Regions from separate parts of the Homo sapiens genome. Here region 1 is linked to region 2. A link is an interaction called in ENCODE POLR2A ChIA-PET data of the cell type or tissue named here. Cell type or tissue: GM12878. All regions are shown on one strand. Links, peaks and the distances in the headings refer to the core of each region. The heading gives the core; the rest is flanking DNA. Region 1 overlaps NR6A1 (nuclear receptor subfamily 6 group A member 1). Region 2 overlaps NR6A1 (nuclear receptor subfamily 6 group A member 1).

Evidence for each region. Peaks named below come from ENCODE experiments on the same cell type or tissue, not always from the same donor. Only the 100,000 strongest peaks of a DNase experiment are listed, where the experiment ranks them.
Region 1: POLR2A ChIA-PET joins it to region 2 with 5 read pairs; 11 of 35 experiments call an interaction of 5 or more read pairs at or near these places.

The regions. Positions count from the first base shown.
Region 1 is chr9:124,694,524-124,699,903 of GRCh38, forward strand. All of the region lies in intron 2 of NR6A1 (nuclear receptor subfamily 6 group A member 1), which reads right to left. MIR181A2HG (MIR181A2 host gene) reads left to right here. Exons shown (of 2, transcript NR_038975.1): 2 at 3,795-4,105. Among named protein-coding and RNA genes, the nearest start is that of MIR181B2, 3.5 kb to the left of the region's middle. RefSeq lists an enhancer at 499-1,044. In GM12878, for the core only: no CTCF peak of the experiment used is centred there; no DNase peak of the experiment used is centred there.
Region 2 is chr9:124,622,995-124,628,374 of GRCh38, forward strand. The region is part of intron 2 of NR6A1 (nuclear receptor subfamily 6 group A member 1); the gene reads right to left. Among named protein-coding and RNA genes, the nearest start is that of MIR181A2HG, 33 kb to the right of the region's middle. In GM12878, for the core only: no CTCF peak of the experiment used is centred there; a DNase peak (open chromatin) is centred at 2,207.

The DNA of each region.
Region 1 (5,380 bases), core at 268-5,267, 72 kb after region 2:
CATGTCCCTCAAACAGGAAAAACACCTAAGTGAGATAGAAGATGTACATTTTTCTTAACAAAAAATTTAAATGTAGTATCAACTCTCTAAATCCTGTAACATGAGATAAGCCACTAAATCCCATGTTAAAGAAAGAAAAACAAGGCCCTTGGTCATGAATAATTTATCATACACTTAAGTCTAAGAAGAAGCAGATTCTCATAGCAAAAGTCAAATAAGACAGTAAGAGAAGAGTCTTGTCAAATTAGCCTTGACAATTAAGCAAGCCTTAATTTGACAAGGCTTTCCTGTCAAATTAGGAAGGAGAAGTGATGGGGTAATGAGACAAGAACCAGAAAGAGAAATCAAAGCCAAAAGAAAAATCTAAAGAAAACTATGAGAGTTCAGAGAAAATATCAGGTTCAAGCCAGTGTTTCCCAAACTTCTTGTACACCAGAATCATCTAGAGTTGCTTTTAAAATGGCAAATTCCTGAGCCCTACTCTAGACGAGGTGATTTTGGGTCACTGGAAGCTGGAAGCAAAGTAAATAAAGTTCACTAGCTTAACATCGGCTTCCTGCCCCCATCCCACCACCACATTTCATGTCATCCACTTTTCAACTATTGCCCAACCTTTTGTGTCACCACCTGAAATCGCCACTATTCTGCTGAGTGCAGACAGGTAGAGTCACATTTGTGCTGCTTTTAAGTATCTCCAGACTACATAAAATTTTGCACCATGTTTGGTGGCCAAATATACATCAAATTGTGTCTGATGTTTTATGGAAATGAATGGATTTGGATTTACGCTATCTAAAAAACTAAAACCTACCCAAAGAAATTACCAAAAGGTTTTTTTGTGTGTGTTTTTCTTTCGTTTGTTTGTTTTTTTGAGACAGTCTTGCTCTGTTTCCCAGGCTGGAGTACAGTGATGCGATCTCGGCTCACTGCAACCTCTGCTTCCTGGGTTCAAGTGATTCTCGTGCCTCAGCCTCTCAAGTAGCTGGCCCGCCACCACACCCAGTCAATTTTTGTGTTTTTAGAAGAAATGTGTTTTTAGTAGAGCCATGTTGGCCAGGCTGGTCTCAGACTCCTGACCTCAAGTGATCCGCCCGCCTCGGCCGCCCAAATTGCTGGGATTATAGGCATGAGTCACCGCGCCCGGCCCGAGGGGGTCTTTATAGAAGAGTTTTTTGTGAGACTGGTAGACACACAGAAGGTACTCCACGCAGTCTTGTTTTTCAAGATGCTGTGCATTCTAGGCATTTATTTTTAACCAATTATTTCCAAAATTTCTGAAAACATTAGAAAAGAATGTCTGACACGTACTTTGAAAAATGTACACTTGAACAAGCATGCTATTTATTTACAGACTATTACATAGTCTTTAAATATGCCAATGAAACAATTATATATTTCATTAAACCAAATCCAAGTTTTCTCTTGGATAAAACTAAGTACTACAAGAAGGGAGACAATTATGTAAGTTAAAGGGTGTTTTCTGCAGATAGGCCTCAAAATAAATACCTGTAACAGAAAAATTACATGGCATGTATAGGGGACAGGAAGAGAATAGTCCAGAGACTGTATTAGGGAGTCATAAGGAATGGCACTGAAAAGGTAAAAGGACATATTACAGAAGGACTTGTGAGCAAGGCGCAAAGTCAATTAGTCCAACAGAGAGCCGTTTTAAATGCTAAACTCAGCAAGGAGACAATGAAAGCAAGACTGGGAAGAGTCACTAAGCAGATGAAGTGAGGGGAAGAAAAGAGAAAAAAGAGAACTTTCTTGCACAAGTTAGCAGGGGTAGAACTGAGTCAACAGGAATGGAATGAAAGGAAAGGTTATCTCAAAAAGGCATACTTTGGCTTTTGTTTTTCAAAATAAAAGCCTACTGGCTGACCCCCTTCCATCATCCTGTTCGGTGTATAGCCTCACAGATATTTCAAGATACTTAAAATGCATGTATTTATACTTAGAGAAAATAACATCACAAATTATACATAATGTTCTCTAGCTTTTTTTTTTTTTTTTTTTTGAGATGGAGTCTCGCTCTGTCACCCAGGCTGGAGTGCAGTGGTGTGATCTCGGCTCACTGCAACCTCTGCCTCCTGGGTTCAACTGATCCTCTCACCTCAGCCTCCAAAGTAGCTGGAACAACAGGCACTCACCACCACGCCTGGCTAATTTTTGTATTTCTAGTAGAGATGTGGTTTTGACATGTTGGCCAAGCTGTCTCGAATTCCTGACCTCAAGTGATCCGCCCACCTCAGCCTCCCAAGTAGCTGGGACCACAGGCACGTACCACCATGCCTGGATAATTTTTTGTATTTTTAGTAGAGACAGGATTTTGCCATGTGGCCCAGGCTGGTCTCAAACTCCTGACCTCAAGTGATCCACCCGCCTCAGCCTCCCAAAGTGTTGGGATTATAGGCGTGAGCCACCGCACCCGGCCTGAAATCTTTCTTCACTTAAAATATTGTGGCCATCTTTCCATATCGATATATCAGAACCACCTTCCAAAGAACTGGCTCAAACAGAAAAGAAAGCAAAGAGTCAAGAATGATGCCAAACTTTCCTGACTAGATTAGGAGCCTGGAGTGTACTAAGAAAGAAATGGGCAATTTCACAATGGAAGAAAGAGGATTCCACTTTTGGAACAGATATCAGAACAAGGAATGCACATTTATGATTCATAAGCATGGATCTGAGAAAGAATGATCTAAGTGCAGAAAGAAAAAGGTAACAAATACTTATTGGACACCTAGTGTATACCTGGACTGCAACAGGAGCCAGGAGACATGGAAGAAACAAAAGTATATAACGTAAAAGGCAGAACTAATTCTAACGAACAAATAGCTAATTGCAAGTGTGAAGAGCTCTGCAGAAGATAAAAGTAAGGTACTATGAGAGCAAATAATAGGAGGGACCAATCCAGTCTTGGTGGTAAGAAGGGTCAGGGAACTTCCTTGAGGAAGTGATGTATAAGTAAAGACTTCAAGGGTATGTGTAACTACCTTGGTGAAATAGAGTAAGCATTCCAAGCATAGAGAATGGATGGTATGTTGTGTAGGCCAAAGAAGCAGTGTTTTTACAAAACAGAAATTGTGACTAAAGCACATAAAAAGATGGTGAAAAAGTCATGAGACAAGGCCAGAAAAGAAGGTAGGATTTAAAAAAAAAAAAAACAGATTACTAATAGTTTTGGAAAGAACAATTTTGGCGTTCTAGTCATTGTGGAAATAGATTTCTGGAAAGGTAGTGATGAAGAGCTTGGGCTAAATGAGGGTAAAAATCTCAGCTGTTACTTAGCAACTATATGAACTTGAGCAAATTACTTAACCTTTAAATCTGTGTCATCTGTAAATAGGAGATACAACAATAGTATTTGCTTCACAGGGCTGCTTGAAGATTAAGAATACATGTAAAGAATTTCACACAAGATCTGACACACAAAATATTAAGATCTTAGTGTATGTGCATGTGTTGTGTGTGTGTTTTGTAAGCGCTGCCAAGCATGACTGGCTGATAGGAGACAAAAAGCAGACAGGAAGTTCAAACAGACTAGAAGCAAAGACGTTAACAACTGTGATCTCAAAGTTGTAGAATTATAGGTAATTTTTATGTTTATTATTTATACTCTTATAGATCTTCCAAGTATTTACCAATAAGCATAAACTATTTCAACAATTAAGAAAAAGTTAATTTTAAATCATGTCTTTCTACTCTGGTTTCTCTTCAGATCATATAAATCTTTCGCCTTTTAAATCATGTATTAAAAAAAAAGAAAAAGGAAAAACAAAGATTTCTTTTAGATGCAGAATCTACCTACATTCGGCTGAAAATCAGATGGAAGAATCCACAGAGGAAAGGAAGGAAAGGCGAACTGTCCTGTGGAAAGCACAGCTGCAGGGATAGTAGAAAGTAACAGGCTCTCGATCCGTGGGAGGTGGTCACTTTGGAGGACAGATAAGTCATCCTCAGAGAACGAACACAATGAAGGAAATTCCAGCCTATTCATGTTCTCCTCTCAGGCTGTACCTCAACAAGATCCAACTGGACTTTGTGATCTCATAACCTGTCAAGGGGCCTGGCATGGAGTAGATAATAAATGTTTTTTTTAATCAAATGAATTTTTAACTTTTTTTATCAAACGAATTTTCTTGTAATTTCTAGCACAATTATATTTATAACTTAGGAAGTAATCTTCTCCTTGAACCAAGCACAGGATACCTTCAGCTATCTATCTGTCCCACACATTGCAGTTTCAGCCTATATATAATTTTAATAGCTACCAAATATCAGGATAAAATTATCCTGGCTATACTTGCCACAGAACCCATGAACTTACACTGTAGCCCAACTTCCCTTCCTGTTCTTCAGACTAAATCTACTGAAAAACACACAACCAATCAAAATCGTATGCCCTTTTCTCTCCTCTTCCCAGTAAGTAGTTGGGGCAAAAAACGGTAGGTATAGAAGAAATCGCTTGAAATACAAGAGTCAGAAAATCTGAATTTAAGTTCAGCTAAGTTCAGCTCTGCCCTGATTATGTATTCGTGGTCAAGCCAGTCACCCTGTTTAAGTCTTACTTCTCTGTAAAAGGACGACTAAATATACCCTCTCCATCTCAGATGTGAAAAAGCGCTCTGCAAACAGCACAAGGTATAGGCCAAAGTATCCTAGTCTCTGATGGTGCTGCTCCACAGGTACAGACAAGTAGTTCAGACAAGATCCTCTCACTACCCAAACTCTTGCCTACTTGTCAACCAGCAGTATATGTGTGCAAGATGTCTGGATAAAGTTAACCCATAACCCAGGGTTAAAAGAAGGCCTTTTCTGCATGTAAGTGTCATCAGACTGGATGGGAAATATCATTCACTCTAGGTCCATCAGTAGCAACTCCAAACACTTGAGTCACCTCCCAAACAAGAAGTTGCTATTATACTCTGTAGTGGGGTAGGACACAGGGTAAGGCTTTGGGATTATAAGCTTCCAAGGTGAAGAATAATGACATAGCAAATAATCAGTGGGGCCCCATCTGATCAATGAACTTAAATCATTTTGTCAAGACGTCCCTTCCTTTTCCTGCTTCCAGCCAATCTTAAATATTTCTTTAAACAGCTTTGTTTAGGTATAATTCACATGCAATTAAATTCGCCTGTTGTAAGTGTATAATTCAATGACTTTTATTCATTCATTTATAGACTTGTGCAAGCATCACCAAAATCTAATTTCGAACCTTTGCATCACCCATAAAACTCCCTTTGTTCCTGTTTCCACTCCCAACTTAGCCCCCAGACAACCACTGATCTGTCTCTATACATTTGACTTCTCTGGACATTTTGTTCTGGTTTTTGTTTTGAGACAGTCTTGCTCTTCTTCCAGTCTTCGCCCAGAC
Region 2 (5,380 bases), core at 284-5,283:
CTATGATGAACTCAGGGCCAGGCAATACTACTAAAAATCCAGAAGTATATTTCCCTCCACAGTGTGCCAAATAAGAGGTCTATCCCTGTAGAGGTTGGCAGGATTGTCTCTGCCTCTCTTATCAGCCAGCCCTCTGCAGAGGTCATGGCAGGACAAGAAAGGGAAACTGTCAAAATGAAGTGACTTGAAGGAAGGTAGGGATATGATGGCAAGGTGTCAAGACTTGATCTTTGGACAGTTCTGAGTTTTCAAAGAGTTTGGGGGAAAGGAGGCCATTCAGGCAAGCAAAGAGCTAGGAAGGAAAGGAGATTCCTTTCAGAGGACTGAGAGGATAGTGTATGTCTCATGAGTCCAATTATTATTATTATTATTTATTTATTTATTTGAGACAAGGTCTTGTTCTGTCACCCAGGCTGAAGTGTAGTGACATGATCACAGTTCACTGCAGCCTTGACCTCGCGGGCTCAAGATCCTCCCACCTCAGATTCCCAACTAGCTAGGACTACAGGCATGAGCTACCATGCCTGGCTAATTTTTTTTTTTTTTTTTAAGAGATGGGGTCTCACTCTGTTTCCCAGGCTGGTCTTCTGGGCTCGTGTGATGCTCCTACCTAGGCCTCCCAAAGTGCTGGGATTACAGGCATGGGCCACCACACCCAGCCTGAGTCCAATTACTTAGAATCATAATATCCTGTCTTAATTTCTCCTCCCTACCCCCTGAATATTTAGTGAGGGAAGCCTGTTTTAGCTGTTCTAGCCCTACCTCAGCTGTACTATATGGGGTCTTGAAGGAAAAACTACTTATCTCTGCTTAGACCAGAAAGTTAAAGAAGAATGGATGTCTAACCACCCACTAACATCTGTTTGACAGACAACATAAGCCTCCTCCCCTTTCTCCACACTTTTTCTTCTACCTTTATTAAGCCCTTACTTTGTGCCTGGCACCAGTGTTAACTGTTTTACATGTATCACCTCACCAGAGTCTTTTAAGTCTGAATGTAAGTTTATTATTCCCATTTCAGAGATAAACTAAGGCTCAGAGGTTAAGTTGCCCAAAGTCAAACAGCTAGTAAAGGGCAGAGCTAGAATATGAACCCAGGAATGTCGGAGTACTACAAGCTCTTAACTACCATGCCATACTGGTGGCAACAATTAGTAATTACCAAGACTTCAAAGGTATGGTGACTCACAGGGGCAAGAGTTAATGTACTCTTCTCTTTGCAAAGATTTCCTTCCAGGCAAATGATGATAAGTTCTATCGTTCTTGAGGGCTGTGGCAGTTTCCCGGTACATGGTGGCAGCAGTGGGATCACAGCCGTGGGTAAGCTAGGCTAGCAAACCAAAGCATCCTGTCCTCAGACAGATGAGAATGTTACCATCTGAACTTCTTCAGGTCAATTTTCGAATACTAAGCTGAATACTGAAAAGACACCTTTTCTATTTCATTCTCCCTCTGAATGGGTAATATCCAGCCACTCCAATTAGTTTCATATTAGGTATCTTTTCTTAAAATCTCTGTTGGCATCATGTCCCTGCTTAGCCTGAGAATGTGCAGAGACAGAACGCTGGGACGGGAGTTATCCTAGGACACACTGACTACTTTCATAGGACCATGAGGCTATTTCCCAAAAGCTGAAATCAAGAAAATAGGTCCCCTAAAACAATTAGTGTTTCTAAAAAACATGAAACAGCTCTTTGAGATATCAAATATTATTCAGTCAGACTTTGTGATTTGAGCTTGCCATTGGTGGAGGCTCTGCAGCTTGCGCAGTGCTCTGGGTTTTGCTCCAGATCTGTCACATTGCATTAGTGCCCTTCCTCCTCACTGCCAACAAAAATAACAGCCTTGAACATGGCAGCACAATCCATTTGTCCTGCTCTAATTACTTTTTGACATTACTTTTTCTGTTGCTAGCTTGTTTTTTTTTTTTTTTTTCTACCAACCTCAGGGCATCATTAGAGTCATCTGAAAACAAAATCTTTAGGTTCTGCCAATATATATTTGGATAACTTTCTAGCACAAAATGGTTCCAAAGAGCAGTATGATAGTAGTTATAAGAAAAGCCACAAGGCACTCATAACTATTTCCAGAATTCCCCAGATGTCACAGAGAGTATAGCCAAGGACAAAATGCCAGGGTTTGAAGTTATAGGACCTGGGCAAGTTGTAGCTCTACCACTCACTAGCTGTGAGACCTTGGAGCAAGTCTCCGAATCTGTCTAGTTTTAGTTTCCTCTTTTGACAAATGGAGTCATCTCTTTACTCTGGTAACCTCACAAGAGCTGCTGTGAAGATCGGTTGAGATAATGCATGTGAAAATACTTTAGAAAGAGCAATAGTGTTATTATTATTGAGATAGTGTCTCGCTTTGCCACCCAGGCTGAAGTGCAGTGGCATGATCACAGCTCACGGCAGCCTCAACCTCACAGGCTCAAGCGAGCCTCCTGCTCATCCTCTCAAGTAGCTGGGACCAAAGGTATGCGCCACCATGTCTGGCTAATTCTTTTTTGTAGAGGTGGGGTCTCCTTATGCTGCCCAGGCTCATTTTATTAAGAGGCATAAAATGATGACCAATATTGCAAGGCTCTCTAGGTTTTCTGTTCTTCATTAATTCTAGTGTGTTCTTCATTAATTCTAGAGTGTGATAGTTATTTTTATGCCAACTTGCTTGGCTGGGCCACAGGGTGCCCAGACTGTTTGGTCAAACAATATTCTGGGTGTGTCTGGGGGGGGCTATTTTTGGATGAGATTAACATTTACGTCTGCAAACTCTGAGTAAAGCAGATTGCCCTCCATAATGTGAGTGTGCCTCATCAAATTAGGTGAAGGCCTGAACAGAACAAAAAGACCAGCCTCCCTCCTACAAGAGAGAACTCTCCAGCAGCCTGCCTTTGGACTTGAACTGGAACATTGGCTACCGTAGGTGTCTGGCCTGCAGACCTTCAGACTGCAAATGCAGCATGGCTTTCTTGGGTCTCCAACTGACTGAGCCATCCTGCAGATTCTGTGTCTTTATTCATTTATTTATTTTTTGAGACACAATTTCACTGTCACACAGGCTGGAGTGCAGTGGTACGATCTCAGCTTACTGCAACCTCTGCCTGCGGGCTCAAGCAATTCTCCTGCGTCAGCCTTCCGAGCAGCTGGGACTACAGGCGCACGCCACCATGCCCAGCTAATTTTTGTATTTTCCGTAGAGACAGGGTTTCACCATGCTGGCCAGGCTGGTCTTGAACTCCTGACCTCAAGTGATCTGCCCGCCTTGGCCTCCCAAAGTGCTGGGATTACAGGCTTGAGCCACCACACCCAGCCATATCCTACAGATTTTGGATTTGCCAGTCTTCATAATCACGTGAGCCAATTCCTTAAAATGAATCTCCATCCATCCAGCCAGCCAGCCTCAAAGCATATTGGTTCTGTTTCTCTGGAGAATAATGACTCATACATCTAGGATCTAGTTTTGTTTAGAATTCAAATGATCATACTATGCACTAAAAATTAGGGGCAGAAATATCAGAGATAAATTAAATCCAGAAGTGTATCTTCCAGAGCCTCCAGCATGACAGATACTGACTTACAAATTATATATATTTCCAAAAGTCACTTTTTGGCCTGCTGCCTGGAACTTAAAAGGCTATCCCTAATAATACTGGAGCTTCAGGCGGGGCGTGGTGGCTCACGCCTGTAATCCCAGCACTTTGGGAGGCCGAGGTGGGTGGATCACGGGGTCAGGAATTTGAGACCAGCCTGGCCAAGATGGTGAAACCCCGTCTCTACTAAAAATACAAAAATTAGCCGGGCGTAGGGGCACACGCCTGTAATCCCAGCTACTCAGGAGGCTGAGGCAGGAGAATCGCTTGAACCCGGGAGGTGGAGTTTGCAGTGAGCCAAGAGGGCACCACTGCACTCCAGCCTGGTGGCAGAGTGAGACTCCATCTCAAAATAATAAAAATAATGGAGCTTCAGGACAAAAGACTACTGAGAAGCTACCATTACAGGAATTGACTGATACATATTTATTGGATAAGTACACAAATGAATGTTGTTCTATTTAGAAAATGCTTTTGGAAGAATACAACATTTCTTGAGCACTTCCAGAGTACTATGCACTGCACTAGATGTTTCACATATATTGTTTCATTCAACACTTAACATCTGTAAGACAATGTTTCCTATTTCTTAAAATGACAAAACTGAGCTCTGACAGATGTTTTGGCCTAGGTCATGTACCTAGAATGTAGTGTAACTGAGATCAGAACCCAGATGATTCCAGTGCCTTGCCTCTAACTACAGGATAGCCATATTAAATAATCTAGCCCCGCCTTAAAAAACAAACAAACAGAAAAGTGGCAGTGATTAACTAAGATGTACCTTTATTTCCATACCATTTTTTCCCTTCCTCCACTCACTCCTAAATGAAGGATGGCAAAAAACTCTAAGAAAACAAAAAGCACTGGACCACAGGAGATTATGGAAATCCACAGGCTGAGGGGTTTTCAGCAGGATGACAAAGTAAGCAACTTGATTCTAGCAAAAGTTTGGATGTAAAGAACATCTTAGCAAATGAGAGTGAGAATTTCTTTTTTAAAAATTTTTTAGAGTTGCTGTCCCTTTGTCACCCAGGATGGAGCACAGTGATGCAATCACAGCTCACTGCAGTCTTGAATTCCTGGACTCTGGCAATCCTCCTGCCTCAGCCTCCTAAGTAGCTCAGACTACAGGCATGTGCCACCACAACCTGCTAATTTTCAAATTTTTTTGTACAAACGGGGCCTTGTCATCTTACCCAAGCTGGTCTCGAACTCCTGGACTCAAGCCATCTGCCTGCCTTGGCCTCCCAAAGTGCTAGGATTACAGGCATAAGCCACCATGCCTGGTCTGAGATTTTCTTTTTTTTTTTTTTTTTTTTTTTTTTTTCAAAACAAAGCAACAGAAAGTACAGTGGTCCCAAGGAACTATAAATGTAGATGGAAGAAAATACGGTGTGTGTAGAGAGTGAAGGGGACTTTGTTTGGCCTTTGCTTTTGTTGTTGTTATTGTTGTTGTTGTTTTTGAGACGGAGTCTCGCTCTGCCGCCAGGCTGGAATGCAGCGGTGCAATCTCAGCTCACTGCAACCTCCGCCTCCTGGATTTAAGTGATTCTCCTGCCTCAGCCTCCCGAGTAGCTGGGACTACAGGCGCACGCCACCACACCCAGGTAATTTTTGTATTATTAGTAGAGACGGGGTTTAACCACGTTGGCCAGAATGGTCTTGAACTCCTGACCTCAGGTGATCCGCCCGCCTCGGCCTCCAAAAGTGCCGGGATTACAGGCGTGAGCCACCGCACCTGGCCTGCCTTTGATTTTCTAATAATTATTAATTTTTTTTGAGATGGAGTCT